Linked DNA regions of Mus musculus: all the other regions are linked to region 4. A link is a loop called in an ENCODE intact Hi-C map of the cell type or tissue named here. Cell type or tissue: gastrocnemius. All regions are shown on one strand. Region 1 holds the start of Atoh8 (atonal bHLH transcription factor 8). Region 2 overlaps Usp39 (ubiquitin specific peptidase 39). Region 3 has its middle 12 kb from the start of Vamp8. Region 4 has its middle 24 kb from the start of Gm38832. Region 5 has its middle 4.7 kb from the start of Ggcx. Region 6 has its middle 6.7 kb from the start of Gm30782.

Region 1 (5,000 bases), 52 kb after region 4:
GTTATTGTAAATTACGTGTGAAATTGACGAGTAGGAACTTTCCCCCGGGCGCGTGGGGGGCGCAGGGCGCACGGGGGACTCTTGTGGCGCCGCTGGGGGTGCGAGAGGCGCGGATTGTGTGGGACGCGCGGGAGGGGCGCACAGCAAGATGCGGGGACGCAGAGCCTGCTCGCGGAAGGAGTGCGCCTCGGGATCCCCGGGTGCCAAGCTCTGAGATGCGGGAGGCGGCGGTGGCGTGGGTAGTCCCGGTCCCACTGTGCCCAGAGCGAAACCGCGTTTGCGCGCGTCAGAGACCTCAGGCGCTCTGATGCCCCGGAATTCCCTGGCTGTGTCTGTGCCTCCACCTGGAGGAACCGCCGGCGCCACTGAGGCTGGTACTGGGGTCGCGATCGGGAACGGTTGTGTCCTGTCCCGAAGCCCGTTGGTGGCGGCGGTGGTGCTGACTGTGGCGCCGAGCTCGGGAGCTTCCAAGTCCAATCGGAAAGTTTTATAGCCATTCGCGCGCCGCACCGGCTCCTTGCCTTTCCGCTTGAGCTTCTTGAGGCCGTTCAGTTCTTTAACGCACACAGTCTTCCACGGCCCGTCCTCGAGGACCGGGATGTGCTTCATGGCGAGGACGGCGTGAGGCTGGGGCGTGGGACTGCCCGGGACGCGCGCCCGCAGCGATCACTCTGCACGCCGCGCGCCTGGCTGTGCCGGGTGGCCGCCGCGCTGAGCGCCGCCTTGTCGCCGCGCTCTCTCCTCCTACCCTCCCTCCCCGGGTCCCTCCCTCGCACCCCCACTCCCGGGGCAGCTGCGCCTCCGGCTCCGTGAAGCCTTGGAGGCTGCCGGTTCCCCGGGAGAGCTCAGAGTGTCATCTGAAGTCGCTGCCGCCCTGCCAGCATTTCTGCAGAACGCCCGCTGCGCTCCATCTGTGTTTGTTTAGCCTCAGTTTACACAGAAGCCCAGTTCGCAAGATCACTCAGCGCCGCCCGCCCGGAGAGGAGGCAGCTCCCGCCGCCGCCGCTGCCGCCTCCCGAGCCCAGGCCGCCCGAGCAGCGAGCGCCTTTAAAGAAACAGGAAGCATTTTTCAAAACAGCTGGGCTGAGGGCCGCCTCCTTTGTCCGCGTGCTCTCGGCCTCCCCCCACCCCTCATGCCTTGTGCCGGAACCTGCCTCCTCCTGCTCGCCCTCTCTGCCCCCTACCCAAGTTGGGGGCGCGCCTTCTCTCTCCAAAAACAGTCCGCACTGTCCACTACAGTCCCGAGCACGTGGCTGCTAATCGCTGTGGCCCTTCATTGCCCAGCCTTGTTGGCCTGGGGTGGGGGTGGGGGTGACGCAGCGCCGACCTTTCCCATCCAGAACCTTCCCTTCTACCTCCCACCCGAACTGTCCAACAGAGGGAGAAATCCCAGAGCTTCTGGGAGGGAAAGATAAGTGGGAGAGAAGAACCCCAGAGTGGCTGGTCATTGTCATCCAACTGCAAGAAGGCCTTCTCCCTTCTTGCCCCTATTTGCTGGGGCAGAGGCCTTAGGAACAGAACACCGGACATTGGGAAACTGAGAGATGCAAATGTCTGGTTTAGCAGATGTAACGTCGGTGAAGATCTTAAGTCATCTTACCCGAAGCGCCCTGCTAAACCCAGATTTACTCATCTATGAAATGAGGAATCTGGAGAACACCCATGCTTGTCACAGCCTGGCTGTGAAAGCCGCCACACAGGAGGTGCCAGGTCATCAGTAGCTGCGCTAATGTTATCAGCCAGGGCAGGACAGCTCCTCAAGCAGACAGAATTCTTAGGTCCAGAGCTCAAGGTTGCCATTTACTGAGCGACCTTGGCATTCGTCGTGCTGTCCCTCGGCACCTCTGGCTCCTTATGCCCAGGATAGGGGTCACAACCACACCTTCCTCCTGGGAATGATAACAATTGATTGAGCACAGAGCCTGATGCCAATTGGCCCCAGAGGTAGAGTTCACTCTCCAGACCCCCAGGCCCCTATTCCACTGGAAATCCTACTAGAAAGAAGAGGCTGACGGGGAGGCCCTCTCGGGACCCTCTGCACACACCTTCCCCTGTGCTGCCACGTAGAGTTGCTCTCTTCACCGAGCCTTCCTCCAATGGTCTCCTTTGAGGCAAGTGTCATTAAAAGGATGAAAGGAGATCGTATATGGCATTTGAATGGTGACCCTTGACACACTGGTGTAGTGAAACTATAACTCGGGGCTTAGCTAGAGTTGGGCAGAGTCACAAGCTGTGTTGCCCGTGGCAGTTAGTGTGTTAGATGCCTCCACGTGAGTGGATGCCATTCCTAACAACGGGCTCCACGAAAGCTGAACCCCAGCCCTTTTCTAATGTCTTCCAAAAGAAGGGAAAGACCACTGTAATTTGTCGGAATGGAAGGAAAGAGAGCAGTGATAGGGATGACATCTGTGTTGGGTAGACACACCCACCACCCCCACGTCTCCCTTTGGGCAACTTGAGGATCTGAACTTGGCAGTCACAGGATGGAAGGGTGTTCTGAGGAACAGAAGAGAAATGTAAGTAGCCTAATTGATGGGAAGAATGCCTGTGACTGCCATTCTCAGCTTACCAGGCCACAGATTTCAGGCCGAGGCCAGCTGAATGCAAACCAGGTCTCTCCTGGTACTCCCCGTTCTCCGATTCCCGTTAGCTTCCTTGAGAAGCTGGACAGAAACCAGCTGGGCAGCGCCCCCTGGTGGTATAAAGCTTAGGAGACTCAACCCCACTGACCTCTGTCAAGGAACTGATCTGGTTTGGGGATGCATGAGTGGCCCTATAAAGACAGCATTAAGAATTTCACAAAGCCATGGAGGTGCTGGGATAAACAGGCTCTCAGTTCTCATAGCAGCTCCATCTTTGCTTTGTATGAAATGGCACAGATACACTCCAAGAAAATCCACTCATTTAGTAAAACCTCCCCAACTGAGACAACTTTTTCAGGTTACGCTGGAAGAGCATAGCAGTGCCGCTGGAAGGTTCCATACCCTTTGAATGGCTGTACCATGGCTCAGGAGTGAAGCTGGGAAAGGAAGGGAAGGCCAATGCTTAGAACTTAGTCTACAGGAAAGACATGCTGGGCAGCCAGGGGCGGAGAATTACCACTACATAGGGAGTGACCACATACATTTTTTATCTTTCATCTTTATGACAATTCAGGGAGGCAAATCCACTCTGCCCACAAGAGAACCAAAACTTCTGGTGGAAGAAAATAGCCAGCAGAAGGGAGTGAGAGAAAAGCTGTTTGAATCCATACCGAGTCGGAAGCCTGAGTCTGAACTATCCTGCTCCCTCTAACTCTTGAGAGCCCAGCAGCTCGTTAGCACACAAAGATGAGGGACTGGACCGTCAGTGAGACTGGGTTGGTTCATTGGTTTGTCTGTTTGTTTTGACTGCTGGCTGTCTCTGCTCTTCTAACCTGAGACGCTAAAGCCACAGGTCTCCCTCAGCCCAGCCTGGTGTCTGCCGGGTTCCTTCCAGATCAGAATCAAATGACAGGACTCCTTGGGCAGCCAGGAGTCTCAGGCCGAAAGGGCCTGAATCATGGTGGCTGTGCACTACTGTTTTCTCTCTGCTGCCGAGCAGAGCCTGCCCCATGGGTCCTGGGTCCGCAAGGACAACCCGTGAGGACTGGTCAGGACTAGGTCAGCTCTTCAGGATGGAGCTGTGAGTTCTGTCTTCTTGGCCAGATGAGGAGGGGCCTTAAATACTTGCTGCATGAAGCTCTACATTCTGAAACATGGAGTCTATTTCTGGCCGTTCAGATTGTCCCAAAGTGCCTGTGCCCCATTACAGAAACTGGGGAAGAGTAAGAATTAGGCAGGTGCAAACAGAATTCAGTGAGAGCATCACCCTTTGCCATCGTGCTCACAGCAGCCCTGCATAGGGCCAGCTGGGTGGGAAAGAGAGAGCAGGAAACCTGGGCCCATGAGAGCCCCTCTCTGCCGGCTAGCCAGGGATGAGGGACTGGCGCTATAGCCCCCAGGACACTGGATCTAGGGATGAGATGTCTTTCTTCCTTCCTGCACCCTGGTGGCTAACCCAGCTATGGAAAACTGAGAGTCTTGGGGATAGGACGGAGTGAATAGGGCTCAGCAGGAAAGGAAGCCTCTCTGAGAGCCTGTGGTTTATCTTTGCTCTGAGTGTGTTTTGCCCTTAGTGGAACAGTGTCCTAGATACAGAAAAGGGCTATGTCAGTCTGTGGGATGGGGTGAGGTGGAGTGGGTGGGGTGGGGTGGAGGGTTTACTCCTGACTCTGAAGTTCAGAGAAGAACAAAAGTCAAAGAGAAACAGAAGGAGTATGCGCAGTTCTGTAGAAGAGTGCCTGTTTACCAGGCACAAGGCTCTGGGTAGGATACTTTGTGTCCTCTCTGCGCAAACCTTCCCAGTAACTTCACTTAGCTCCCATGTGTTACAGGCTTCCGTAGAGTCCTTCTCTCTGTGTATTCCTAGAGAGACAAAACAGCAAGTCTGAGCTGCTCTGTGATTCTTTTGGCTAATAGAGCCTTGGAAATGGAGGCGTGCTCTACAGGGGCTGGCTGCATCAGCTTCCTGCCAGTTGGAACCCTTAGTCGCCAAGGTAGAGGCCCCTGTGATTCTGCTGGGGGAGACGGGGGTGGGGGTGGGGCACCACACTCACTACCTCTAAGATCTTCCCTGGTAAGAGAAACTGAGCAGGAGACAATGGTTCAGATCAGTAGCCATTCATACCTCGGAAGGGACAGGTGCCTTGATGGCACTGGGTAAATTTGATGAGGTTCTTGCTGTTGGGAGCCCACATTGGATGGTAGCTCCCATCCATTCCCCTAAGCATCTGTAGTGCTGGGAGGTTGCTCTCAAGGCTGGGGATGCATCACTGAATAGAGGAAAAACAAAAAAACAAAACAAAACAAACAAACAAAAACTGACCTTAACAAACTACCATTCTAGTACAGAGAGTGTCCCGGAGGAAGGCTAGGTCTAACCCTGTGCAAAATGACAGGTGCTTCAGGCAGAGTTGAGGA
Region 2 (5,000 bases), 130 kb after region 4:
CTCTGTCTGGCTCCACCCACAGCACCTAAGCACCAGGGCAAGCTTTCTGCTCAGCCTGCTCTGAGACAGCAGTGGCTGAGATGTAAATCCCTGGTCTGTAGACTTGAACTTTACAATAGATATTTTGTAAGTGTACAGATTATTGTCTCAAAAGTCCTTGATTTCATTACAACACTCAGGTAAGTGAAGGAAAGAGGGTAAATGAGCCAAAGACAGGCAGATCTCCAGGAGTTCAAGGCCTGCCTAGTCTACAGAGTGAGTTTCAGGCCAGCCAGGGCTATGGAGAAAGACCGTGAGTTACTTTCAGATGAAAACAGTATTATTTGGAGCCAAAACTCACTCACTGAGAAATGCAATTTTATCTATGTCCCATGATGAATGACTAAATTTTAAACTGCCATCACAAGCCATTTTAAAAACCATTTTAATTATTTGTATGGACTTTTTTTCTGTATGTCTGTGCACCACGTGTCTGTTGCCTACAAAGGCCAGAAAAGGTCATCAGAGCCTTTAGCCTGGAGTTATAGATGGTTGTGAGCTACCAAGTAGGTGATAGGATTTGAACCTAGGTCCTCTGGAAAAACAGCTATTAACTGCTTAGCCATTAAGCTGCTTTAAACCACTGAGCCATCTCTCCAGCCTGAACACAAAGTCTCATTATATTTATTATTTTATTATATACTATTCAAAGCCATTTATGGGGCTGGTGAGATGGCTCAGTGGGTAAGAGCACCCGACTGCTCTTCTGAAGGTCCAGAGTTCAAATCCCAGCAACCACATGGTGGCTCACAACCATCCGTAACAAGATCTGCCTCCCTCTTCTGGTGTGTCTGAAGACAGCTACAATGTACTTACATATAATAATAAATAAATCTTTAAAAAAAAAAAAAAAAAAAAAAGCCATTTATGTACATCTATGTAAAAACACACGGCACATTGACTGGGTAGGAGGATGAACACGGATCTTACCCAAGTTGCTCTGTAATCTGTATTGCTCCTTTCTACTTTTCCAGGACCAGGTATGTATAAATGCAGAGCACTTGCCTAACACAAGTCCCTGGGTTCAAGTCCCCAGCACCAAAGGCCCCAAACAGCCCAGTAACACAGCATTTTTGGTTTTTGAAACTGGGTGTACTCATGGTCCCCTTGCCTCTGCCTCCCAAATGCCAAGATTACACACATGTGCCATGACATCCAGCTTTGTGTGTGTACTCCAATGTGTTTACTATGTGTATGTGCATGTCTGTGTGCACTTGTGTGGGTAGTGAGCATGGTTATGGGTATTTGTGCATGTGGAAGCCAGAGGAGACCCTCAGCCCTCACTCCTCATGCACTGTTCACATTGCCTTTGAGACAGCGGCCCTCACTAGCCCAGCAAGCCCTGGGGAGCTGCCTGTTTTCCTGTCGCTTTATTACAAGCAGGCATTCCATGCTGGCTTTTCTCTTTCGTTTGTTCGTGAGTTTGGGGGACTGGATTCTGTAAGATGGGCACTTTACCAGCTGAGCTATCTCATCAGCTCCCAGCTTTTACTTTTAATCCTTTTTCCCAGTGCTTAGGACAGAGCACATGGTCTGGTACTGACAGGCAAGTGCTGTCCACTGAGCTGCACTACCAGCCCCAACCTTCCCAAGTCCATACTTGCAGGCCTTTGCCATCACTGCTAATCACATGTTTTAAAATGTTCTCAATTACTTTTATTTAGTGTGGGAGGGGGGACCTGAGTGTGCCACAGTGCACATGCGGTGCTCAGAGAATCTGCACAAGTCCGCCCTCTCTTTCTACCATGTGGAACCAGAGACTGAACTCCAGTCATCAGGTTTTGTGGCATGTGCCTTCTTTACCTGCTGAGCAGTCCCTGGCCAGATGAACCCAACCAAAGGGGGAATGGTGGCCTGTAATCCCAGCACTCTTACACAGTTAGAGACAGGAGGATGCGAAGCTAGAGGCCAGATAGGGACATAGCAATACCCTGTCTCTAAAATTTAAAAAAGAGAAAAGAAAAAAAAAAAAAAAAAGAAAGAAAGAAACAAAGAAACAAACCAATTCCAAGAGAGCTGCTGTAATGAGCTGCCTGCTGCCCACTGGTGTGCCAGCTTGCCCACATCTCAGGCCCAAGGCCTCCAACCCTTCAGTGACTGAGCTTGACAGAAGCCATTTCTGCCAGTCAGCCCCTGCCTCGGGCTTCCCATCAGCCTGGCAGAGACCTGCTCAAGCTACAATGATTCCACTTCTCTGCCTGGGGGTGCGGGGGGGGGGGGGGGGGAACCTCAGTCCCAAATCACCCACTGTCAGCCTTCTAGGTAGGCACGAAAACCTATCATTTTAGCCAGATATTTTGTGACTTAGAGACAAATACACCCCTAACGACATACCACCCACAAGCTGACAGGAAGAGACAAGGATAGTGCCCACCCACAAGCTGACAGACTACAGACAGGAGTATATAATATAAAGTTAAGAAGGAAAACAAAACCCTTAACAAGCCTCAATGGGGTATATGAAACAACAGCCTGGTTTAAAAACAGGAGGATATTTAATCCATCGCACACGTCCCACAGGAGATGAAGGGAGCTACAGGAAAGCCACTACCTATGACAGAAGGCTGCTGCTGACTTCACGTTTACTCCTAGGGTCTCCAGACCTGACGTTTCTACCGAACTGTCTGTTCTTTGATACTTGCAGCAATTCAAATAAGGCATCCATCTGTAAGAGTTCTGCCTGCTGATGCTGAAAGGGAAGAGTGTCGACCACAACGTGCTGCCGGAGACAGCGCAGAACATCAGGGCAGACAGGCTCCTTCATGGTGATGCAGCCAGAATCCATAAAAACTGGACTGGGGCAGGAATCTTTCAGTCAGTCTGTGTTCAGCGACAGCTTCAGTATTTTTATTTACCATCTTCAGCCACAGCCCTTGGGAATAAAAACCCAACAAGGCGTTCAAGCCCCCTGCTGGTTGGTTTCATCATTGTCCCGCCTCTTCCAAATCTGTCAGAAATAGAAAGTGATCTCTTCAGTGAGTTAGCCCTCAAGTAACTATTCTGTGCAGCAAACAGACAGCACGACACCGATACACACGCCAGTCTCAAAAACAATCCGCACCATCCACAACAGCGCCTTTCGTTCCATTTTCATTTCCCACTCACCCGTGACTTTTCTTCCATCCTTTTTCAGATTTATTTATTATTCAATGTGTATGCGTGTTCACCTGCATGTATGTATGTGCCCACCATGGGCATGCCTGGTAATGCACACAGGTCAGAAGACAGCTTTGGATCTCCTAGAACTAGAGCCACAGATCTCTGCTAACTCACAAGTCACACACACACTTCTTTGCTTCCTTGCTGACTGATAGGCTTCCATACTTTTCCTTTCTGAAAGTCTGACTGGCTTCTGGAGCCACACAATCTGATCCCCTTACACTCAAAGCACCGGGCCCTGCAAGCAAGGCTACAGCAGCTCCACTTCCTGCGTTGGCCCACACCCACCTGAATGTACGCCTCAGACAGTGTGATCATCTGGGGCAGAATGTCTGTCACCTGGAGGTCTTGTAATTCATACCACTTGCCAGTCCCCTGCACAAAGCACAAAGAGCTGGGTTAATGGCTCTCCAAAATCAGAGGTTAAAAATGGTCACAGCCAAGAGACAGACACATCAGAATGGCCACTAAACATCAGCAAGAGCCATGAGGATGGTTCATAACCTTGGCTAGACCTGATTCAACAAACAGTTCAGGCAACCTCAATTCCTGTGGAGGAGCCTTTGAAGTACAACGAAGTCCCAAACATTCTGCTTTCCTTTCTGTCCTTTCTCTGTGTTTGTATATAAGGGTGCCCTCACATAACCAGTCTAGCATCAGATTTTCTCTTTAGCCAAGGAGGGACGGCCTTGAACTTCTGATTCTCTGCTTCTACCTCTGGAGTACAGGCACATTAGAGTGTATGTCACCACACCCAGTTTATGTGGTGTCTGGAATCAAGCTTAAGGTGTTGTGCACACTGGATACCCCATCACTTGAGCTAAATCCCCAAACCCATTTCTACCCTTCTGGAAATGAATTTAGGTGGCCACTCAAGAGGAAAAAGAGAAAGCCCTCTAATCTCTAATGTCTTTTTTTCTGTCAAAAAAAATGGTAAATCAGACAAACTCAGTTAAGTTGAAGACTTAACTGAAGCCAGTAGCATAGGACGGCCTAGGCTTCCTCATGTGTGAGAGCTATGCTTTAAGGACAGTAAACCACTAGTCCTAGAGACATTAACCAGGTTAAAACAACCTACACTAAATCCTGTGTTTGTACAAATATCCTGTGTATGCTTTCGTTTTCAGCTTAGGCACACTCTTAAAAAAACTTTTTTAGTTCAGCCAGGCATGGTAGTAATGCCTGTGATCCTCGGACCTAGAAAGCTGAGGGCGGAGCTGCCTCAAGTTCTCAGCCAGCCTGGGCTACAGAGTCAAACGATGCCATAAAAAGACAAAGCTTCAAAATGTAAATTTCAAACACATCAAAGGGTCTTGTTAAATAATGAAGTGTTCCACGGGGTTGGGACTCTGCCATTGTAAGGAGCCCTAAGATGGTACCACTCTGGCTGGTGGGGCTCTGACTCAGAACACAAGTTCTCAACCCTGGCTGGGTATGAGAATCCCCAGGAGAACCTCAGAGCACCTAACACTTCATTATACATCCACATAATCTAAGGCAGTTTCCTAATTAACTAGGATCAATAGCTTGGATTTAAGGAAGGGTGTAACAGCACTGTAGACCCTGTGGCTACATCCCTGGCCTCTACTCCAGTTGAAAACCAATGTCTACTGTGGCCGTGCTGGGGCAGGGCCAGCACTTAGGACCTCAGAAAGCTTCAGGGAGCATCTAACAGTAAGACAGAACTAAAGCCATTGCCTCTAGTATATAGAGGTCTCTGAAGCAAGGCCCCAACACCGGCAAACAAACTCAAAGTCAGCACAGGAACAGCACCTATTCTGCAGCTCTGGGCCACAGCACTC
Region 3 (5,000 bases), 220 kb after region 4:
TGATGGAATGAACTTTGGGGGTGGGGTACATCTGAAGACCAAACTCATGGCCTCATGCATGTGAGGCAAGTAAGTACCTAACCACTGAGCTCCACGGCCCAGAACCATCACTGTGCACGGTCCTGCAAGAGTCAATTCAAACTTCACAAGCTGCACAGACTCTCTCTGAGCCACGGGTTCTTATTTTTTGTTTTCTGTATAGGGATGTTCTGCCTGCTGGGCCACAGTTTGATAGTAATTGCAAGACCCATCTCTTATACATCTGTAGCTTCCAAAGTGACATGGCCTGCCTTGCCTGTTAGGATAACCTAGCAGTGGACATGTCCTCAACAGCAGGAGCACTATTGGCCTAGTGATTCCAGCTGCTAAACACATCTGGCCCCAGTGACCCCTGCTTTTATGTCTACATCTGCCGGCAGTGGAGCTCAGTGTGCCTCAGAACTCCTACAGACTTCAAGGACAGCAGCTACAATAACATTGAGATATTTGCCCTTTTAGCCATGTTGATATTTGCACTAAAGCTGGCAACTTAGTGGGAGGGAAGAGGGAGGTGAGAAGCCAAACCTCCACCTTGAGACTGGCCTCCATCTTAAAGAGAAAAAAGAAAAAAGCTGCACCCACGTACTAGGAAAGACCCCACAGCTTGTCCTTGGCCAGATCTACTACTACCTAGCTACTTCCTAGCAACAGTTAATCAAAGATTAGTCTTGGGGCTGGAGAGATGGCTCAGCAGTTAAGAGCACTGGCTGCTTTTTCAGAGGTCCTGAGTTCAATTCCCAGCAACCACATGGTGGCTCACAACCATCTGTAATAGGATCAGATGCCCTCTGCTGAGTGTCTGAAGACAGCTACAGTGTACTCACATACATAAAATAAATAAATAAATCTTAAAAAGATAATAATTATGAGTGTTTAAAAAAATCAAAGATCCGGGGGTCCATCCTATAATCAGCCACCAAACGCTGACACTATTGCATATGCCAGCAAGATTTTGCTGAAAGGACCCTGATATAGCTGTCTCTTGTGAGGCTATGGCAGTGCCTGGCAAATACAGAAGTGGATACTCACAGTCAGCTATTGGATGGAACACAGGGCCCCCAATGGAGAAGCTAGAGAAAGCACCCAAGGTGCTGAAGGGGTCTGCAACCCTATAGGTGGAACAATAGGAACTAATCAGTACCCCCAGAGCTCATGTCTGCATATGAATCAGAAAATGGCCTAGTCAGCCATCATTGGGAAGAGAGGCCCCTTGGTCTTGCAAACTTTATATGCCCCAGTACAGGGGAACACCAGGGCCAAGAAGTGTGAGTGAGTGGGTAGGGGAGCAGGGCAGGGGGAGGGTATAGGGGACTTTTGGGATAGCATTTGAAATGTAAATGAAGAAAATATCTAATAAAAAAGTAAAACAAAAATCAAAGATCAGTCTGATTGTTTCAGATGTACTTTCAAACCATTTGTGATTGTGTACAATCTTGCGTCAGAACACCCACTCGTAGGTTTACAATAGCCATTCAGTTAGATGCTTGCCAGTCTGGGCCCCCTGCTTCCATTTTCTATAACACCTCATCCCGATGAGAGTTCCGGCTGCTTCACAAAATGGTCCTGGGCATAGGCGACGAGAAAGCCCAAACTCAATTTTGTAATAAAGAGACCCTAACGTGATCACATGGGAAACGGCTCCTGGGTGGTCTTTTGGGATTCACAAACACTTCCTGGCACAACATTTGGCACAACAGAGGCAGCAAATTGTAACAGTATCCAATCGTATTCCTCACGGCCACATATTGTCAATAGTTAGCCATTTACTTGTTTGTTCATTCATCGATTTTATGTTTTATGGAGACTGTCACATGTAGTCTAGGCTGGCCTCAAACTTTCTACTCAGCTAAGAGTGGCCTTGAACTCTTCCTCCTCCTGCTTCCACCTCCCAAGTATCAGGATTACAGGGATGTATGCACCAACATGCCTGGCTTGATAAAAACTTTTTATTTTACTTATTTTACCTTTATTTATTAAAAATTTTAAACAATGTATTTTAGTGTTAGAACTGATGGCACTTAAATCCCAGTACTTTGGAAGTACATGCAGGTGGATTGCCGCGAATTCAAGGCCAGCTCTGTCTATGCAGCGCATTCTAAGAAATTTAGACCTACCTAGAGAGATTTTATGTTGTGTGATTGTGTGATGCCGCTGGAGGCCAGAAGGGGGCACCAGATCCCTTAGAACTGAAGATGCCGGTGTTTGTGAGCCAAACTCTGAACCTCTGGTAGAGCAATAAATGCTAGTAATTACCTAATCGTATTTACCCTCAGAGGCCAGACCCATTGGATCACCCTGGAGCCAGAATAGCAATGTTTGCGAACCACTCAATGTAGGTGCTGGGACTCAAACTTGGGGCCTCTGAAAGAGAAGCAAGTGCTCTTAACTGATGAGAAATAGCTCCATACTCTCTATTGATTTTTCTTGAAAAAATAATTTATTCATATTTAATTTTTAAATGTGTATGAATGTTTTGCCTGAGTGTATCTCTTTCTTCCTTCCTTCCTTCCTTCCTTCCTTCCTTCCTTCCTTCCTTTCTTTCTTTTTCTTTCTTTTTTTTTTGTTTTTGTTTTTGTTTTTTTTTTGTTTTTTTGTTTTTCGTGAGACAGGGTTTCTCTGTATAGCCCTGGCTGTCCTGGAACTCACTTTGTAGACCAGGCTGGCCTCAAACTCAGAAATCCACCTGCCTCTGCCTCCCGAGTGCTGGGATTAAAGGCACCACCACGCCCAGCCTGAATGTATTTCTGTGCACCATGTGTGAGCCTGGATCCCACAGGGGCCAGAAATGGGTCTTGGATATCCTAGAACTAGAGTTTTAGATGGTTGTGAGCTTCCAAGAAGGTGCTAGGAATTAAACCCTTTGGAAAAATTATCATTGCTCTTAACTGCTGAACTATCTCTCCAGTCCCCTTTATTTTTAATTGGTGGGGAGAGATGGGAGGGTATGTGCACGTGACTGCAGGTGCACAGGGAGACCAGAAGCATCAGAGTTGGAGTTATAGGCTATAAAAGTATTTTTGATTTTCCTGATACGATTGTCTTCAAGGCTTACTGCCTTTGTATATAAACCTAAGCCTAGACATGGAACCTTCTAGCCTCTGTATAATCTTATCTAAGTCTAGAACGTTTTCAGCCTCTGAGATTTGCCTCTGAATAAATGCACCCCTTTCTAGCCCTGGCTGGCTGGTTCAACTTAGCTGTTCTGGCTCAAATCCTGATTCGATCTGGCTTCTCTGTTGGTCTCTGACTGAATAGCTCGGCCTGACCTCATACTAACTTTAGTAATATGTTCTAATCTTCTGGCTTCTCATTCTCTGGCTCGAGTTCTGTTTTCACCTGTGTCTAGCTTGTTCTCTCTGCAGCCTGTCTCTGTAAAACTCTCTGAGTAAAACTGTCTCCTCTCTCTGCACTGTTCTCTCAAGTAGCTTCCCCCTCCTCTCTCATCTCGTAAGCGTTGGGCGTACCCTACTCTGTCAAATCTTTCTCTGGTTCATCACTTTTTTTTTTTTTCAAGACAGGGTTTCTCTGTGTAGCCCTGGCTGTCCTGGAACTCACTTTGTAGATCAGGCTGGCCTTGAACTCAGAACTCCCAAGTGCTGGGATTAAAGGCATGTGCCACCAAGCCCGGCATGGTTCATCACTTTTTCTGCCACTTAATTAGACAACACTTTTAAACCTGGCTGCTTCCTTTTACAAACTAACTTTGCCTTCGTCGTTTGGGGTTAAAGATGTGTATTAAGGGTGTGTCTGCATTCCAGCCAGAGCGATTAAAGTTGTATGATAAGTGCTGAGCCATACCACAACTAGAAACGCATTTATTTTTCAGTAAATAACACAATTTTGGGGTTCCCAATGTGATCCTGCAACAATAGGCAGTTGTGAACTGCCCAACTTGGGTGGAAGGAATTGAACTCAGGACCTATGAAAGAGCAGTATGTGTTCTCAACCACTAAGCCATCTTTCTATGCCTTTATTTATTTTAGAAACAGGGAATTATGGATCTCGGGCTGTTTCATTAAGTAATTAGGATGATGGTGAACATTTTCCTGCATCCACCTCCTAGGATTACAAATGTGTGCCACCAGACCTTATTTTCTGTAGTGCTGAGGACAGAACCCAGGGTTTCATGCATGTGAAGCAAACTTGCTATCAGCTGAGCTACATCCCCGGCTCACCAGATTACAATGTAGGTGTGTGATTGTGCCTGTTCACATGTGTGGGGGTGTGCACATGCCATGGTGTACATGTGGAGGTCAAAGGACAGTCTTGGATATTGGTCCTTGTCATCCATTTTATTTGACAGGATCTCCTTCTGTTCACGGTTGCTCAGGCAGATTAGCTGAGCCTGCAAGCTTCCAGGAGTTCTCTGGTTTGCATTTCTCATATCTTCTTAGAGCCATTGGGATTAGAGATGCATACAGATGCTTCTAGGTTTTACATGTGTTTAAGGAATCCAAACTCAAGCCCTCAGGTGTCCCACTGAGCTTCAGTTTGTGACTTTGGGAGGCTTGTTTGGGGGTCTCTCACTAAGTAGCCTTGGTTGCCTGGAGCATGCTACATAGACCAGACTGCCCTCAAATTTATAGAGATCTGCCTGCTTCTGCTTCCTAAGTGCTGGGATTAAAGGCCAGCTCTCACCTTGCAATTTTTAGATGTACCATTTGAATTTTCTTGGTCTTGAACTTTTGAGACGGAGTTTCATGATGCAGCCCTGGCTATCCTGAAACTGCATAAGTAGGCCTGGCTTTCGTAGAACCTGCAACAGCCAACCCTGCCTCTATCTCGTGTGTGCAAGGATTATCATATGCAACCCATTGCCATTTTTGTTTGTTTGTTTGTTTTGGTTTTTTTTTTTTTTTATTTTTTGAGACAGGGTTTCTCTGTATAGCCCTGGCTGTCCTGGAACTCACTTTGTAGACCAGGTTGGCCTGGAACTCAGAAATCCGCCTACCTCTGCCTCC
Region 4 (5,000 bases):
AACAATGAGCTTCAATGTTCTCTGGTTAACGAGCTATTAGCTCATCTTGAAGACATCGGGATCCCTTAGAGATCATTTGCAAATGTAATTCATTACGTTCCCTTAAACACTTTGAACTGCATTATAAATTTAGCACATTGCCTCTCCTTTATAAGTACTTTAGTTGTCAAACAAAGCAAACCACAACCTTAGCAAGCAAAATCCTGCAAGCATTCAGCTGTAAATCTAGGAAACAAAACTTATCTCTGCAGTGAGGCACCAGTTTCCCCTAACGCCCAAGGAGGGGCACAAAAATGAGTCAAGTTTTCTTTCTTTCCCCCTTAAAATTACAGGTCTAAACTTTACCCATTTAAACTGGAAGATATCAGCGCTGGGGAGATGGCTCGGTCAGTAAAGCGCTTGCTTCAGAAGCATGGAGACCTGAGTTCCATCTCCTAGAATCCACTTGTTAAAAAAAGATTGATTTATTTTATGTATATGAGTGCACACACTGTCGCTGTATTCAGACACACCAGAAGAGGGCATTAGACCCCATTGCAGATGGTTGCAAGCCATCATGTGATTGCTGGGAATTGAACTCAGTACCTCTGGAAGAACTGTTAGTGCTCTTAACCACTGAGCCATCTCTCCAGCCTCAGAAACCACATTAAAAAAAAAAAAAAAAAAAAAAAAAAAAAAAAAAAAAAGCTTGATAATGCATTGACTCTAATAGTCCCAGAAATGGAGAGACAGGTGGCTCTCTGGGGGTCACTTGCCAGCCAGTCGGGCCTACTTGGTGAGTGCCAGGCCAGTGTGAAAGTCCTCTGGCCTCTGTACCTGCACGTACGCGCGCGCGCACGCACGCACGCACACACACACATTAATTAATTAGAAGCATCAGCAATCTTTCTATCTTTAGTATGTTAACAATATTTAACACAGAGATCATTTCTAAACATAATGTGGAAGTTTCAGTTGTTCATAATGGGCACAGTCATACTTCCCTAGGTAGAAGAGGGCTCTTGAAGACAACATGAACTGCCTCCAGCAGGCCAAGAGGCCACCTTCTGGGAACTGGTGATCTTGGACATGCAGTACCTTTTGGTCAGAGAGTCAAAAATCCAGGATTATTGACCTGGCAGCCACAGTGACCATAAGGCTCTCTATGTAATTATAATTACAGGACAAAAAGGATCAACTCTGTGACCACCTCCTGGGCAAGTGACCCTTACTCATTTGGGAAGGTCACACTATTACCATCCTGACATGAATGTGAATATTCTAAAGGAACACTTGAGTCTCTCCCTCCAGTGTCAAGACCATTGAGGCAGTAGTCCACCGGGAGTGGAATTTCCTCAGGTGTCTCCTGCTGGCAGAAGGAAAGGCTGGATCCTTGGGACCAATCCCAAGGGAGATTTCACACTGCTGACACTTGTCTAGCCACTTGGGGCTGGTAGGATGGCCCAGTGATAAGGCACTTGACACACAAACCTGATGACCTGAGTTCAATGTCCAGAACCCAGGAAAAGGTAGAGGGGATAACCAGCTCCAGAGACCACCTTACAGAGGAGACTGGGGCGGTGATGATGAGGGACCATAATTTGACCAAGACCACACCTCTGTACATAACTCACACCCTTCAGGACCCTGAAGATAAAACTGGGAAGGGTGTGGGTACCACTGCCTCTCTTTGTTCCTCTTCCCAGTATGGCTACACTGAATGCATATCTTGTCTCTGCTTCTCCCTGTTACATGTCTGATTAATGAGTCTGTTAAAGGCAGGTGGCCAAGCCTGGCTTTTGAGGAGATGTCTGGCCCACGCTTTGAATCTAACAACAGAATGTCGCTCTCCTTATCCAGACTCATGTGTCTTCAAAAGGAGGCAAGCAGTGGATCCTTGTCAGAGCAGTGTGTACTGGCTTCAGCTTCAGGGCAGAGATCGCTCGGTCCAGGAACCAACACTGACCCACAACATACGCTATAACCCAGCCAAGGGTGGCAACTTTCTTGGAGATGGCCACATGGCTGTGGCCCTCACATAGTCCTTCCCCTGGGCACCCTGACTTTCTTGATTTTATTTCCCAGAACCTTGAGGGGATTGGGAAAGGAGGAGGCTCCAGAGCAGTTTTGAGGGACACATTCAGTAGCCACAGGCAACAGGTGGGGGTGGGGTGGAGCAGCAAGAGCAGGAGTGGGCACGGGCCAAGGCCCGGGCTGTCAGTCACCACAGGAAACAGCCTCCTGAGCTTACAGTGGGCCCTGTGAAGACTGAAACAGGCCTCCTCTCCTCTCCTCATTCCCTGTACCACAGCCTGGGCAAAGAGACCATACATTCCCATCTTCCAAAGCTAGTAAGAAAGGCCTTTCTGCCAGCCCAGTACAGTGGAGTCCATTTGGATTCTATTTTAATTTCTTTCTTTCTTTCTTTCTTTCTTTCTTTCTTTCTTTCTTTCTTTCTTTCTTTCTTTCTTTCTTTCTTTCTTTCTTTCTTTTTTGAGCCAGGGTCTGGCTAAGAATCTCTGGCTAGCCTGGAACTTGGCTATATATACCAGACTGATAATTTCAGACTCACAGAGATATACCTGCCTCTGCCTCCAAAGTGCTGGGATTAAAGGTGTGCACCACGGTACCTAGTGATTTTAATGAAATCACTATTTCTAGAAGTTGTGAGTCCTGCTATATTCTCACAAGCTGATTCACACACACACACACACACACACACACACACGAGTCTCATGTATCCCACCCTAAGAAGCAAGCCAAGGATGACCTGAGTACTCTAATCCTCCAGCCTCTGCTTTCTGAGTATACTGGGGTTACTGGTGCACATGTTCACACCCCACTCATGCACTGCTGGGATGGAATCCAGGGGCTCTCCATAGGCAGGCAATCTATTAACTGAGTCACACCTCCAGCCACTCACAAGATGACTCTATGTGGAGTTATGAGGAGCATTCCTGTCGGTATCCCTCCAGGGTTCAGGCGAGCTGGAGGGTCCCCACTGGTGAAGGCTGAGCAGGTGGGAAAGCCCACCATAAGATCACCTCCACCTGTACTGTGTGACAGTACTTCCCATTCTGGCCAGCAGAGGGCGGTGCCGCACCATGAAGACGTTCCCTCTCTGAGGCCACCAATTTCAAGGATTGTTAATGGAATAAGGTGTGCTGTCTGGCAGCTCTCCCCTGCTTCCAGTAGAACAATCAGATTCTTGGGTCACCAATGTGTGAACACCAGGTTCTAAGCACCTCCGGACTCCACCATAACAGGTTCACAGCACTGGGACCTTCTGGGAGCCTGGGAAGTCTTGTGGGTCTGAAGCCACTATGTGTTCACAAGGCATCACCAAATCTGTTAGGCATCAGGGGTGTCCTAGAGGGCACTCTAGGCTCAGAACAGCCTTTTTCTGGATATGGGTTGTTCTCCAGAATGTCAAAGCTACAGAATGGTTAGGGCAGAAGTGGGGGCCACCAAGCTACAAATTCTGTAGGTGCCAAATCAGGGCACACCAGCCTCCCCAACACTGATTCCTCCCTTTTCAGTGCTTAGAAAGAACTCTGGGTCAGCCATTCCCTCAAGCTCAGCCACACGGCCTTAGGTGGTACCCCAACTGTGGCTCCCACAGAAAAATCCTGTGGCTCCCCAGGGGTATTTAGGACTCAAACACCCCATGCATGCCTTTCAGTCCTGAGGAATTCAATTATATGGGAAAACTTAGGTACAAAGAGTGGAAGCGATTTGCCCAAGACCTCAACGAACCACAATGCCAGAAGTTACAGCCAATAACTGGATTCCAACAGGCCTCTTGGCTGTGAGTTTCTGGGGTTCGAATCACCGGGGAAAGCAGAGGCAACTCCTGCCGTCTAGAAGTCTGGGAGAGCCGCTGTGTGGTCACAGGCTGGGTATAGATCATGAGTGTAGTGCTGCCCTGGGCAGGAGCCCCTCTAATTCCAGCATGAGTGACTTACCAAAAAGACACTGAGATGCCCTGGGAGGTGTCAGCCCTTGCCTGTGACTAAACACAGCCTCTTGGCAGGTCCTCACTGTGGGGGACAATTAAGAGGGGAGAGAAAGAAAGGAGGGGCTATCAGAAGAGCCATCCACATCACTGACTGGACCGATTCCTGGGGCACAGGGTGAGTGATGCCCCCTGTGTCTCCCTGTCACTGTGCAAGCTGGCTTGGGTCCCTCTTCTGTTCTCCGGACTGGCATCCAGAGGGAGTATTGTGACCAGCCACCCAGACTTTCCATCAGAGGAAACCCATTTCTGTACATGACAGACACTGCTTTGTGTAAGAGACTGGGCCAGGGATGCAGGGATCCAGATGAGAAGCTAGAATGATGAGGATATAACCTCATCCTGGACCAGAGGGGTCAAGGTCAACAGGATGGGAGGGGAGGCCCAGGGAGGTGAGAGCCTTGGAGAGATGGGAGGAAGAGGAAGAAGAGGAGAAGGAGGAAGAGGAAGAAGAAGAAGAAGAGCAGGAGGAAGAGAAGGAGGAGGAGGAAGAGGGGAGGAGGAAGAGGAGGAGGAGGAAGAGGAGGAGGAGGAAGAGGAAGAGGAAGAAGAAGAGCAGGAGGAGGAAGAGGAGGAGGAGGAGGAGGAAGAAGAAGAGCAGGAGGAAGAGGAGGAGGAGGAAGAGGGGAGGAGGAGGAGGAGGTGGAGGAGGAAGAGGAGGAAGAGGAGGAGGAGGAGGAGGAGGAGGAGCCTCTTTGGAGAGGGTGGTGGGACAGGTACTTCCCAGCAGACCCAGCTGTGGACATTTCAGGGCACTTGACAGAGATGAAGCAGGCTCGGGTGTGGGAGCTATGTGCCAGATCAGCAGCTCTGACCACCGCCCCCTCTTCTTTAGTCTCATGGTGCCGCACATCTGGACTGTGAAGAAAGACTGCACGGGTACAATTGCTCAGTTGATGCCCCCCCCCCAGTTGGATGGTGTTGGGTGAGTCTTGGGGGTCCTGTTTTTCTATATTGCTGTTAACAGATTCTCTTGCTAGGCTGCTGTGAGGATTGATTAACTGAT
Region 5 (5,000 bases), 220 kb after region 4:
AGGGTTTCTCTGTGTAGCCCTGGCTGTCCTGGAACTCACTTTGTAGACCAGGCTGGCCTCGAACTCAGAAATCCACCTGCCTCTGCCTCCCGAGTGCTAGGATTAAAGATGTGCGCTATCATCTTTGGCTATTTATTATTTTTACTTTATGTGTTTGTGTTGCCTGCATATATGTCCATGCACCAGGTGCATGCAGTGCCCCGGGAGCCCACAAGAGGGAGTCAGGATGCCTTGGAACTAGAGTTACGGATGGTTGGGAGCCACCATGTGGTTGCTCCAAACCTTGGTTTTCTGCAAGAGCAGTAAGAGCCCTTAACCACTGAGTCATCTCTCCAGTCCACCTGATCTCTTTGAGACAGGGCTGAAAATTGCTTAGCTCATTTCTGTGAGCCCAGGCTATCATCTGTCTCTCTCTACCCCTCAGGCCAAGGGTTCAAAGCTTCAGAACCAGGCCTGGTTTTTATCTGAGTGTAAGGGATCCAAGCTCAGGTGCTGTTTGCTCTGCAGATGTCTTACCTCAGACACACATATCCCATTTTTTAAAAGATTTGTCTTATTTTTCAAGGGTGTGTGTAAATATGAATTCAGGTACCTTTGGAGGCCAGAAGAGGACATTCCCTAGAGCTGTTACAGGAAATCGGGACACCCGGATCCAAATTCTGGTCTTGTATAAGAGCAGCAAGTGTTTCTGAGATCTCACTAATCATGATCATCTCGTGAGACGGCAGACGATAAGAGATGAGTGCTGCGATCTCAACGTCTCTCCAGCCACCTCTGTTGCCTTTTAGAAAATGGTGGGTGGGTTTGTTTGCTTCTGAATCTTGGGTAATTGTTCTCTGCAGTTCCTCAAAGCTCTTTTTTCCAAAGCTGGAAGAACTGAGTCTTGTGAATGAATGGGCAGAGATTAACAAAAGCAAAATTTACACAGAGGAGGTTGGATAAAACAGCCAGATAAAAGATTAAAACAGGAATGATGACTTAAAGTTCACTTCATCTGTACTACAGGTTATTCCCACCTATAATTCAGGTTATACCAACTTTAAGGTCTTACCACATGGCATGCCTCTGAGTCCACTCTTGAAATAGTCTATGTACTTAACTGTTTGCCTTACAGATCCCTGCAGTCTCTAAGGGGTCATCTGGGTTTGGATCACAAAGCAGTGAACTGGAAGATTAAAGAACTTCAGAAATGGGCTGGAGAGATGGCTCAGCGGTTAAGCACACTTGCTGCTCTTCCAGAAGCCAAGTTCAGGTGTCAGCACCACACTGGGCAGCTGATAACTGCCTGTGATCCAGCTCCACAGGATCTGTAGGCACACACACACACACACACATACACACATTTAAAAATTAGTTAAAACAGAAAACACCAACTCAACCATCTGTAACGAGATCTGACTCCCTCTTCTGGAGTGTCTGAGGACAGCTACAGTGTGCTTACATGTAATAATAAATAAATCTTTAAAAAAATAACAAAACAAAAAAAGGGGGGGGGGCTGGAGAGATGGCTCAGTGGTTAAGAGCACCGACTGCTCTTCCGAAGGTCCGAAGTTCAAATCCCAGCAACCACATGGTGGCTCACAACCATCTGTAATGAGATCTGATGCCCTCTTCTGGTGTGTCTGAAGACAGCTACAGTGTACTTAGATATAATAATAAATAAATCTTTAAAAAAAAAAAAGAATTCCTTTAAAAAAAAAAAAGAAAACACCAACTCACTGACTTTACAGTGTCGAGCCAAATGCCTCCATAACTATGATTACCCAAATGATACTTCTGTTTTTGTTTCTGTTTATTTATTTGTTTGTTTGATTGGTGACAGGATTTCCCCATGAAGCCCTGGTTATCCTGGAACTCAGGACCTTGAACTCATAGAGATCCTCCTGCCTCTGTCTCCCAAGTGCTAGGACTAAAGGTGTGTACCATCATTACCTAGCCTGATGGAGTTTTGTTATAAATGCAACTTCAGGTAATTAGAAGGGGTAGTCTATAGGGAAATGAATTATCAAAAAGAATATAACACTTTGATATGGACTATCACCATGTCCCATTAATTGTAGCTTGTCAAGAAAACAGATCAACAGGACCTGAAGGGCACCGGGCCAGAGGAGTGCTGGGCAGAAACCCCCTGCCCCAGAGCAGCTCAGGCTTCGGTTCCTCATTAATCCGTTTCAGAGGCATAGTCCGTGCTTCTCACCGGCCTTCGCCATGTCTCAGCGTGTGCTCTGGTTCCGAGGAGGCCTGACTCTTGAGGACCTAGTGGCTGGGTCAAAAATGTACTAATTTTCCACAAAAATTTGGAGTACTTGATGGATGAAACACAAGGCCTCACACATGCGAGACCAGTGAGCTACTGAGTTATGGATGTAATCTACCTAAACACAGAGCACCTTTTTAATTGTATTTGAATAAATCAACACACATTTCTATATTGTATGCTATGTAATGTTGGTTTTTGTTTTTGTTTCTTTGTTTTGTCTGGTCTTGGCCTCCACCTTCTGAGAGTAGGGATTACAGGCTTGCTTGCACCACCACAGTTAGCATTGATGTATATTTTTTTGAAATGTATTTTATATTATTTTAAAGTTATGTGTATATGCCTGTATGAGGAAATGTGCGCATGATTGCAGGTGCCTTCAGAGACCAGAGACCTGGAATCTCCCAGGAACTGGAGTTAAAGACAGTTCTGCGCCACCTAGTGGGGATCCTGGTAACTAAACTCAGTTTCTTTACAAGAGCAAGACCATACATGCATGAGTTGCTTTCTTCTCTCCATCCCTAGATACTTATTTAAAAAGATACTCTTTTTTGTTGTTGTTGTTGTTTGTTTTGTTTTGTTTTTCGAGACAGGGTTTCTCTGTATAGCCCTGGCTGTCCTGGAACTCACTTTGTAGACCAGGCTGGCCTCGAACTCAGAAATCCGCCTCCCTCTGCCTCCCAAGTGCTGGGATTAAAGGCATGCACCACCATGCCCGGCATTTAAAAAGATTCTCAATGCAAAGCTTTTCAAAACAGGGCCAGGAGAGATGCTCAGCTGCCAAAACAGCTTGCAGCTCTTTGGAAGACACAGGTCTTTTCCTAGCACACATCCCAGGGCTCACAACCCATTGCAACTCCAGCTAAAGGGGATCTGCTGCCCTCTTCTGGCCCCTCTGTGGGCACCTGCACACACATGGCATGCAGACACAAATATATACATTAATAAAAATAAATCTTAAAAACTCCTTCAAAGTTGGTGTTGTAGCTCAGTGGTACAGTGCTTGCCCAGTACACTCTAGATCTTCAGCCCCCCTGACAATGGACAGATAAATTGTTTTATGCCTAGGAACATAAGAATCAAATCAAGCCAGGTATGGTGGCGCATGCCTTTAATCCCAGCACTTGGGAGGCAGAGGCAGGTGAATTTCTGAGTTTGAGGCCAGCCTGGTCTACAGAGTGAGTTCCAGCACAGCCAGGGCTACACAGAGAAACCCTGCCTCGAACAAAAAACAAAAATCCACAAACAAACAAAAAGAATCAAATCGAATCTAGAGAGGAGGAAGTCAGAGACCTGCCACATTGTGGGGGCAGGAAAAGGTGACCACAGACCTGCCCTTCCTCCAAAGGCTTAGGCAGGCCATAGACACAGGGAGCCTTGCCTACCACCACACAGTGCAGCGAGGGAGGACGAAGATGAACAGACCTTCGGACTGCCTTGTCACCCACAGATCTGCCCTCCTGTGCACAGCACAGGCCGGCTGCAGATACATGTTTGCCACCACACTGTAGCAGTACAGACAGGATGTCACCCAGTGCTCCCCACCCTCCACGCCCCATCCCAGCTGTGTGGCCAGCCTGCAGCAGAAGCCACCACAATGTGCAAGTATGTAGTGGACAGTTGTTAGAGAAAGGGAAGGGAAGCAACTTGAGTGTTAAGAGGAGAATGGAGCTGGAGTTTGGACAGTAGTCTGTGAGTGGCCAGCCCAGCCACCTGGGCCATGGTGAGGTCCCAGCCCTAGCTACTGCTGAGGATCATGGCTGGGTCCATAGCAACCCAGTGTAAGGGTACCACTAGAAAACATGGGAGGTCTTTGGTTTGGGCAGCCTCGTGGGGACCATGAAAATATCCTAGAATATGCAGAAACAGATATTTACTATAGCATTAATTAGAATAGTAAAAAAAATCAATTAAAAATTTAAATGCCTGGGGCTGGAAAGATGTCTCAGTAGTTAAGAGCACTGGCTGCTCTTCCAAAGGACCTGCTTCAATTCCCAGCAACTACCATCTGTAATGGAATCCAATTCCCTCTTCTGCTGTGTGTGAGAACAGAGCACTCACATACATAAATAAATAATTTTTTTAAGAAAAACAAAAAAAAAAACTACTTTCCTTTATTTCCAACAGTGTAAAAAGTGTCCTGAGACCAAAATATTGAGAACCATTCTGTTCCAGAATGTTCTTTTTCTTCTCCTGTGGGCCAACTTCAGTAGGGAATTAGATATTTCTACTGTGTTCAAGACCCTCTCACAGACGGCTGGACCCACCGCTTACTAGTTATCACCCCTTCAGCACTTCTGTTTTACCTGTCTGCTGTTTTCAAATCTAGGGATTCTTTTAGGTACAGATATGATTGACGCACCAGCGTTAAGCAGAGACAGTTCTTCCAAGTGCATCTTTTTTTTTTTTCCTTTTTTAAAAATTCCTGAATAGAACAGCAATGGCTTGTGCTGTAAGATCAAGAATCGATAAATGGGACCTCATGAAATTGCAAAGCTTCTGCAAGGCAAAAGACACCGTCAATAAGACAAAAAGACCACCAACAGATTGGGAAAGGATCTTTACCTATCCCAAATCGGACAGGGGACTAATATCCAATATATATAAAGAACTCAAGAAGGTAGACTCCATAAAATCAAATAACCCCATTAAAAAATGGGGCTCAGAACTGAACAAAGATTTCTCACCCGAGGAATACCGAATGGCAGAGAAGCACCTGAAAAAATGTTCAACATCCTTAATC
Region 6 (5,000 bases), 76 kb after region 4:
GTAGTGAGTTCCAGGTTGGCCAAGACTGCAGAGTGAGACTCTTGTCTCACCCTCCCACACCACCGAGCCCCACAAAAAAGTGGGGGTTAGGGGTAAAGGGTGGACTGGAGAGCTGGCTCAGCAGTTAAGAGTGTGTAACTCTTCCCCCAAGAGAACCTGAGTCTGACTTCAGAATTCATGTTAGACTCCTCACACAGCCTATAAGTTCAGCTCCAGTGTGTCTGACCAATACCTCTGCTCTCTGCAGGTATCTACATTTCATGTGCATATACCTACATACACACCCGAACACAAACACAATTAAAAATAAAATAAAAATATTTATTAAGAGGTAGGGGGATGAAAAAGGGGGGAAAGAGGATGGAAAAGAGGAAGAAAAGGAAAAAACTAAAAGGTTTGTAAAGTGCTCTGCTTGAGGTGTGGCTGTAGCACGTGAGCCCAGGGCCAGCCCCGCCTCTCTCCCTTGCGCTTGGTTGCCTCAGGATGAACTTTGAGGGTAGACGCCTAACATCACCCTCTTGGACTAGCATGCCCAAAGAGAAGTGGCTGGTGCTAAAATTAACTATTGGCATAGCAGAGGTGACCCACACATGTGACACTGGCAACCGTCTGGTTCTGGGGCACACCTGTTAATGATGCCCGAGAAGTGGGCAGTCCCAAAGGTTGCTGGGCTACAGTGAGCAGGCGGAGACATGGCAGCATCTCCAGTGATGCCTCCATCCCCACACTCTGTCCCCTTCTGGGCCAGTCCTGGGCATGCCCAGAGCTTCACAGACCACACGGGGTTTCAGCCAAGACCGAGGAGGGCAGGTGTGGAGGAGTTGCCTCATCTAGCCAAGGCTGTTCCAGACTTCATGTGGGGAGATAGAATAGGGAATTGAGAGGAGACCAGGAATCCAGCTAGGGCAGTCCTGGCTGGGGAAAGTGTCAGAGCCTCAGTCCCTGGGCTGGGGAAAGGACCCAGGCAGGGGCACACTTCTGATATCCTTGCTGGAGAAGGACTGGATCGGCTCTGCAGCAAAGAATGCAAGCAAGGCTGACCTGGACACTGGATGTGTAATCCTCACCACTGCCTTGTCTTGCATCTCCTGCTGGATGCCTGCCGCAGCTGTCCCAGATTTGTGTGTGTGTGTGTGTGTGTGTGTGTGTGTGTGTGTGTGTGTAAAGCTTGTGTGTATGTATGTCGTTGACGTTGAGTTGTCTTTCACAATCACTTCCTACCTTTTATACTGAGTCAGGGTCTCACCTGACCCCAGAACTTGCCGGTTCAGCTAGCCAGGTTACCCCAGGAATCCTCTGTGTCCATCTCCTGAGCCTTGCAGTTACAGGAAGGCCACCATGCCCAGCAGTATTTAAACATGTGTTGAGAATTCAAAGTTCAGTCTTTAAGCTTGCCTGGAAATCCCTTTACCTATCCCTGTGTTCCTGGCCCTTGTTTGTTGTTTTGTTCCATTTTAGACAGGGTCTCGTGTAGCTTATGTACCCTCCTTATCTATCGACATAGCTGAGGATAGCCTTGAACTCTTCTGTTGATCCTCTTGCATGCTGGGATTGCAAGTGAGCATCACCATGCCTAGTTTATGGGGTGCTAAAGAACAAACCCAGGGCTTCAGCCACGCAGGCAGGCAACACTCTACCACTAAGTCATATCCCCAGCCCCATCTCTAGATGCTTCACCCACTCGTGCTACCTGCTGCTCTTCAACCTGGGGCTCCTTACCCAACAGCTTTTAGCATGGGCCTCTTTCTCTGCCATGGCCCATTTTAAAGAGAACACCCATTGAAGCTCAACTTTGGTACTCAGATCAAGTATAACAAGGACATCCACAAATAGACACGGGACCTGGGGGCACTTCGGAGCCAGCCTGTAGCTCATAATCCCACTCTTCTTTCCCCAACGTTGTGCGGTCATGAAATCTCAACAGTCTGTCGTTGGACTTTCTAACACTGTACCTTGGCTGTTGGTTTAGGTATCTGTCTCCCCCAAGGGCGAGCCATAGGTCTTCTTTTTATTTCACTGATCTCTGTGGCTCCAGGCCCCAGTCAGCATCTAACATACCATCTCAGGGAAGCTTGCGGGTCTGGCCCACGCCAAACCTGTTTGAAGCAGACGGAAAAAGTACCCTGTGAGCGAGATTATGAAATGACAGAGATGACGCGAGGGGCTTTCGAAACCTGGGAAGGCATCCACCCACGTGAATTACAGCCCCTTGCTATTCTTGGACATCAGAGAGGCTCAGGCTTTGACCCAACGCAGCCAACCAGAGCCCGCAGTCAGCTGGAGACAGAGCAGCCCTGCAACGCAGACCTCTGCTGCCGCCTAGTGGCTGCTGGTCTCCTAGTAGCTGAGCTGAGGCTGCAGCAAGCCTCCGGGTTCCAATAGGGGACTAGGGAAAGCAGAGAAGGCCATTCAGGGCCTTCCTTTTTTTTTTTTTTTTTTTTTTTTTTGGCAGTGTGACTCAGGATGATATTCAGTGACCTCCTTCATCTTCCTAAGCATCCGTTTTCTCATCGGCAAAATAAAGATGGCTACTACTCCTATGGTTGCTGTGTAGATTAAAGGAGACTATGCATGGAAGCTGTTTAATAAATCCTAAATATTCAGATGCTAGCTATTGCTAGGCAGTTGTAGGCTAGGCTGGCCTCAAACTCACTGTGAAGCCAGGGATGCCCTTGACCTTTTGACCCTTAACGCCTCCATCTCCGGAGTGCTGGGATTATGGCCATGCACCATTGCGCCCTGTTTACTACGCAGTGCTGGGGATCAAACCCAGGACCTCATTTATGTTAGACAAACAACCAACTAAGCTGCTTCCCCAGCCCCCATTGCTACAATGAAAACAAAGACATCCTCAGAGATGCCCATGTTTCATCCCCCTCTGTCATTAGGGTGCCTCTGCCCGCACGAAATCTCACTCTTTCCCTGCAGTACTAGAACTTCAACCCAAACCCGTGCATGCCAGACACTTACACCACCACTGCACTGCATCCCCAGCCCCAGTGCCTGATGTCTGCAGAGCCGAGATGGGGTATCCTGTCTCTGTTCTGTACGTAGGACCTGGAGGCTGCTCAGTGGTGCTGGGTGAAGGGGTGAAAAGTATTATGGGTAAGTGCGACATGCTTCTAGAGGCTTTCCTGTGTAGGGCACAAGTGAGCTGGCTTCCTGGGTAAAAGCACTCGCCATCAAACCTGACGACCTGTGTTGGACCCCCTGGCACCCACTTGGAAGAAGGAAGAGAACTGGCTCCTGTGGGTCGTCCTCTGAGCTCTACTCATGTGCACACTCAACCTCTCAACATAATAAAGAAATAAATGCGAATTTAAAAAATTAAGATTTCTCTGTACACTCTAAAACTTCTATATTAAACATAATCACTGAGAGGGAGGGGCTAGCTCCTCTTACAGGCATAATCACTTTTATAATCACATAAAAACGTATAATGGGGAGCAGTGGGACTAGGGGGGAAGCTGGTGCAGAATTGCATCCTTCCCCAGTGCACAGCCACCATCTCTTGGTGGCAGTGACGGTAAGTCACAAGCATTCCCTTCCCACATGACTCCCCAGTTCACCCCTGCCTCTCCATGTTGACAGTGAATCACTCCAGGGTATAATTAGGAGCGCCATAGTTCCCTGAAAATCTACATAAGCAACATCTGATGGCAGGTGTGTACCTAGCTCAGAGACAGAGTGGAACACACACACAATGCCCAGGACCTCCCCATACCAGTTCTTGGTGGGCCAGGTGCCAGGACTTTGGTCCTTGGGTGGTCTGAAAACCCAAACCTTGGCTGACTTGGGATGGCATAGTGTTAGGAGGAAGAAGTTGGCTCACATCACTCGTCGCTGCCCTCACTACCTGGAGGAGAGTGGGGTCCATTCAGGGCAGGCCCCACTTCTGTAGTGTGTCCCTTCTTTTTCTCAAGTTTTCTTTATTAAACATTTTTGCTTGTGATTATAAAAGTATACATTTGCTATAGAAATTTTAGAATGTACAGAAAGTCTAGAGAGGGCCAAACCCATTCATAATATAACCATTCACCTGGTAGGTGCCCGTGAGCAGCTCCCGGCCCTTAGCATGAAGAGCACATCTCAGCCTCCCCAGAGAGCATGCTCAGACAAGACACCCAGCACCCTGAGACAAGCACCAAGGGTTGTTTGATGGGTTTCTTTCCTGTTTTCTCTAAACATACATCTAGTTTGTTTTGTTTGAAGGTGAATATGATATGTGTGTGTACATGTCTGTCTGTGTATGCCTGTACATGTGTGCCCGCATGTGTGTGTGTGTGTGTGTGTGTGTGTGTGTGTGTGTGTGTGTGTGTGTAGGCCGTAGGTTGATGTTAGATGTCTCCCTCAATCATTCTCCACATTTTTTTTTCTTGAGACAGAGTCTCTCACAGAATCTGGAGTTCAATTGTGAAAGATCAGCTGGCTTCCAAGCTCCAGGAATCCTCCTGTCTCTGCCTTCCCAGTTTTGGAATTACAGTTATGTGCCATTATGCCTGGCTCTAAATGCACATATTTAATATATTAATATAAAGTGTATTTAATTAACATATTTAAGCATATAATTTAATACATATTTAACCATGTGTGTGTATACTAGGAATCAAACTTAGATCCTCACACCTAGAAGGCAAGCAGTTTGCCAATAGAGTCTCTTTAGCCCTTTTTTGTTTGTTTTTGTTTGTTTTGTTTTTGATACAGGGTCTCTAGTTGAGTTCCTATCCTACCTCCACCCCTCCCCCACGTGCTGAGTTACAGGCATGCATCACCATGCCTGGCTTTATACCTAGTTATTTTAAGCACTGAGGTCACACTGTGTCTCTTTAGGCTACCTACCAAAACCATTCTATTGCATGTAACATCGGTTGTCCTTTGAGTTTCACTCTCTCGGCATTTCTAAATATTGCTGTGATTCAAATCCTTGTATTTATTGATTCTTATTATTTTGTCAGTTAGTGCATTAGCCAGCGTTCCCCAGAGAGGCTGAGAACACAGTT

Evidence for each region. A loop is a pair of places that touch in the nucleus more often than their neighbours do. Peaks named below come from ENCODE experiments on the same cell type or tissue, not always from the same donor. Only the 100,000 strongest peaks of a DNase experiment are listed, where the experiment ranks them.
Region 1: a loop joins it to region 4, with 10 times the contacts of the local background. A loop is called at or near these places in 36 of 42 quality-filtered maps.
Region 2: a loop joins it to region 4, with 2.9 times the contacts of the local background. A loop is called at or near these places in 10 of 42 quality-filtered maps.
Region 3: a loop joins it to region 4, with 2.5 times the contacts of the local background. A loop is called at or near these places in 8 of 42 quality-filtered maps.
Region 5: a loop joins it to region 4, with 22 times the contacts of the local background. A loop is called at or near these places in 8 of 42 quality-filtered maps.
Region 6: it touches region 4 in a loop (12-fold over the local background); 23 of 42 quality-filtered maps call a loop at or near these places.

What each region holds. Positions count from the first base shown.
Region 1 is chr6:72,234,556-72,239,555 of GRCm38, forward strand. It overlaps Atoh8 (atonal bHLH transcription factor 8), which reads right to left and starts at 1,022. Exons shown (of 3, transcript NM_153778.3): 1 at 1-1,022. The coding sequence starts at 609. In gastrocnemius, a CTCF peak has its summit at 2,701 (motif pointing left); DNase peaks (open chromatin) are centred at 63, 347, 844, 1,633 and 1 more place; H3K4me3 peaks cover 2,615 bases; H3K27ac peaks cover 4,137 bases.
Region 2 is chr6:72,316,254-72,321,253 of GRCm38, forward strand. It overlaps Usp39 (ubiquitin specific peptidase 39), which reads right to left. Exons shown (of 13, transcript NM_138592.4): 12 at 3,487-3,573; 13 at 2,423-2,986. The coding sequence ends at 2,939. Among named protein-coding and RNA genes, the nearest start is that of Sftpb, 14 kb to the left of the region's middle. In gastrocnemius, a CTCF peak has its summit at 2,948 (motif pointing left); a DNase peak (open chromatin) is centred at 2,940; H3K27ac peaks cover 1,292 bases.
Region 3 is chr6:72,399,818-72,404,817 of GRCm38, forward strand. No RefSeq gene overlaps it. Among named protein-coding and RNA genes, the nearest start is that of Vamp8, 12 kb to the left of the region's middle. In gastrocnemius, a CTCF peak has its summit at 2,198 (motif pointing right); a DNase peak (open chromatin) is centred at 2,205.
Region 4 is chr6:72,183,010-72,188,009 of GRCm38, forward strand. No RefSeq gene overlaps it. Among named protein-coding and RNA genes, the nearest start is that of Gm38832, 24 kb to the left of the region's middle. In gastrocnemius, no CTCF peak of the experiment used is centred here; a DNase peak (open chromatin) is centred at 3,068.
Region 5 is chr6:72,407,080-72,412,079 of GRCm38, forward strand. No RefSeq gene overlaps it. Among named protein-coding and RNA genes, the nearest start is that of Ggcx, 4.7 kb to the right of the region's middle. In gastrocnemius, CTCF peaks have their summits at 220 (motif pointing right) and 2,690 (motif pointing left); DNase peaks (open chromatin) are centred at 224 and 2,693.
Region 6 is chr6:72,259,105-72,264,104 of GRCm38, forward strand. No RefSeq gene overlaps it. Among named protein-coding and RNA genes, the nearest start is that of Gm30782, 6.7 kb to the left of the region's middle. In gastrocnemius, a CTCF peak has its summit at 2,317 (motif pointing left); DNase peaks (open chromatin) are centred at 694, 2,305 and 3,747; H3K4me3 peaks cover 716 bases; H3K27ac peaks cover 2,826 bases.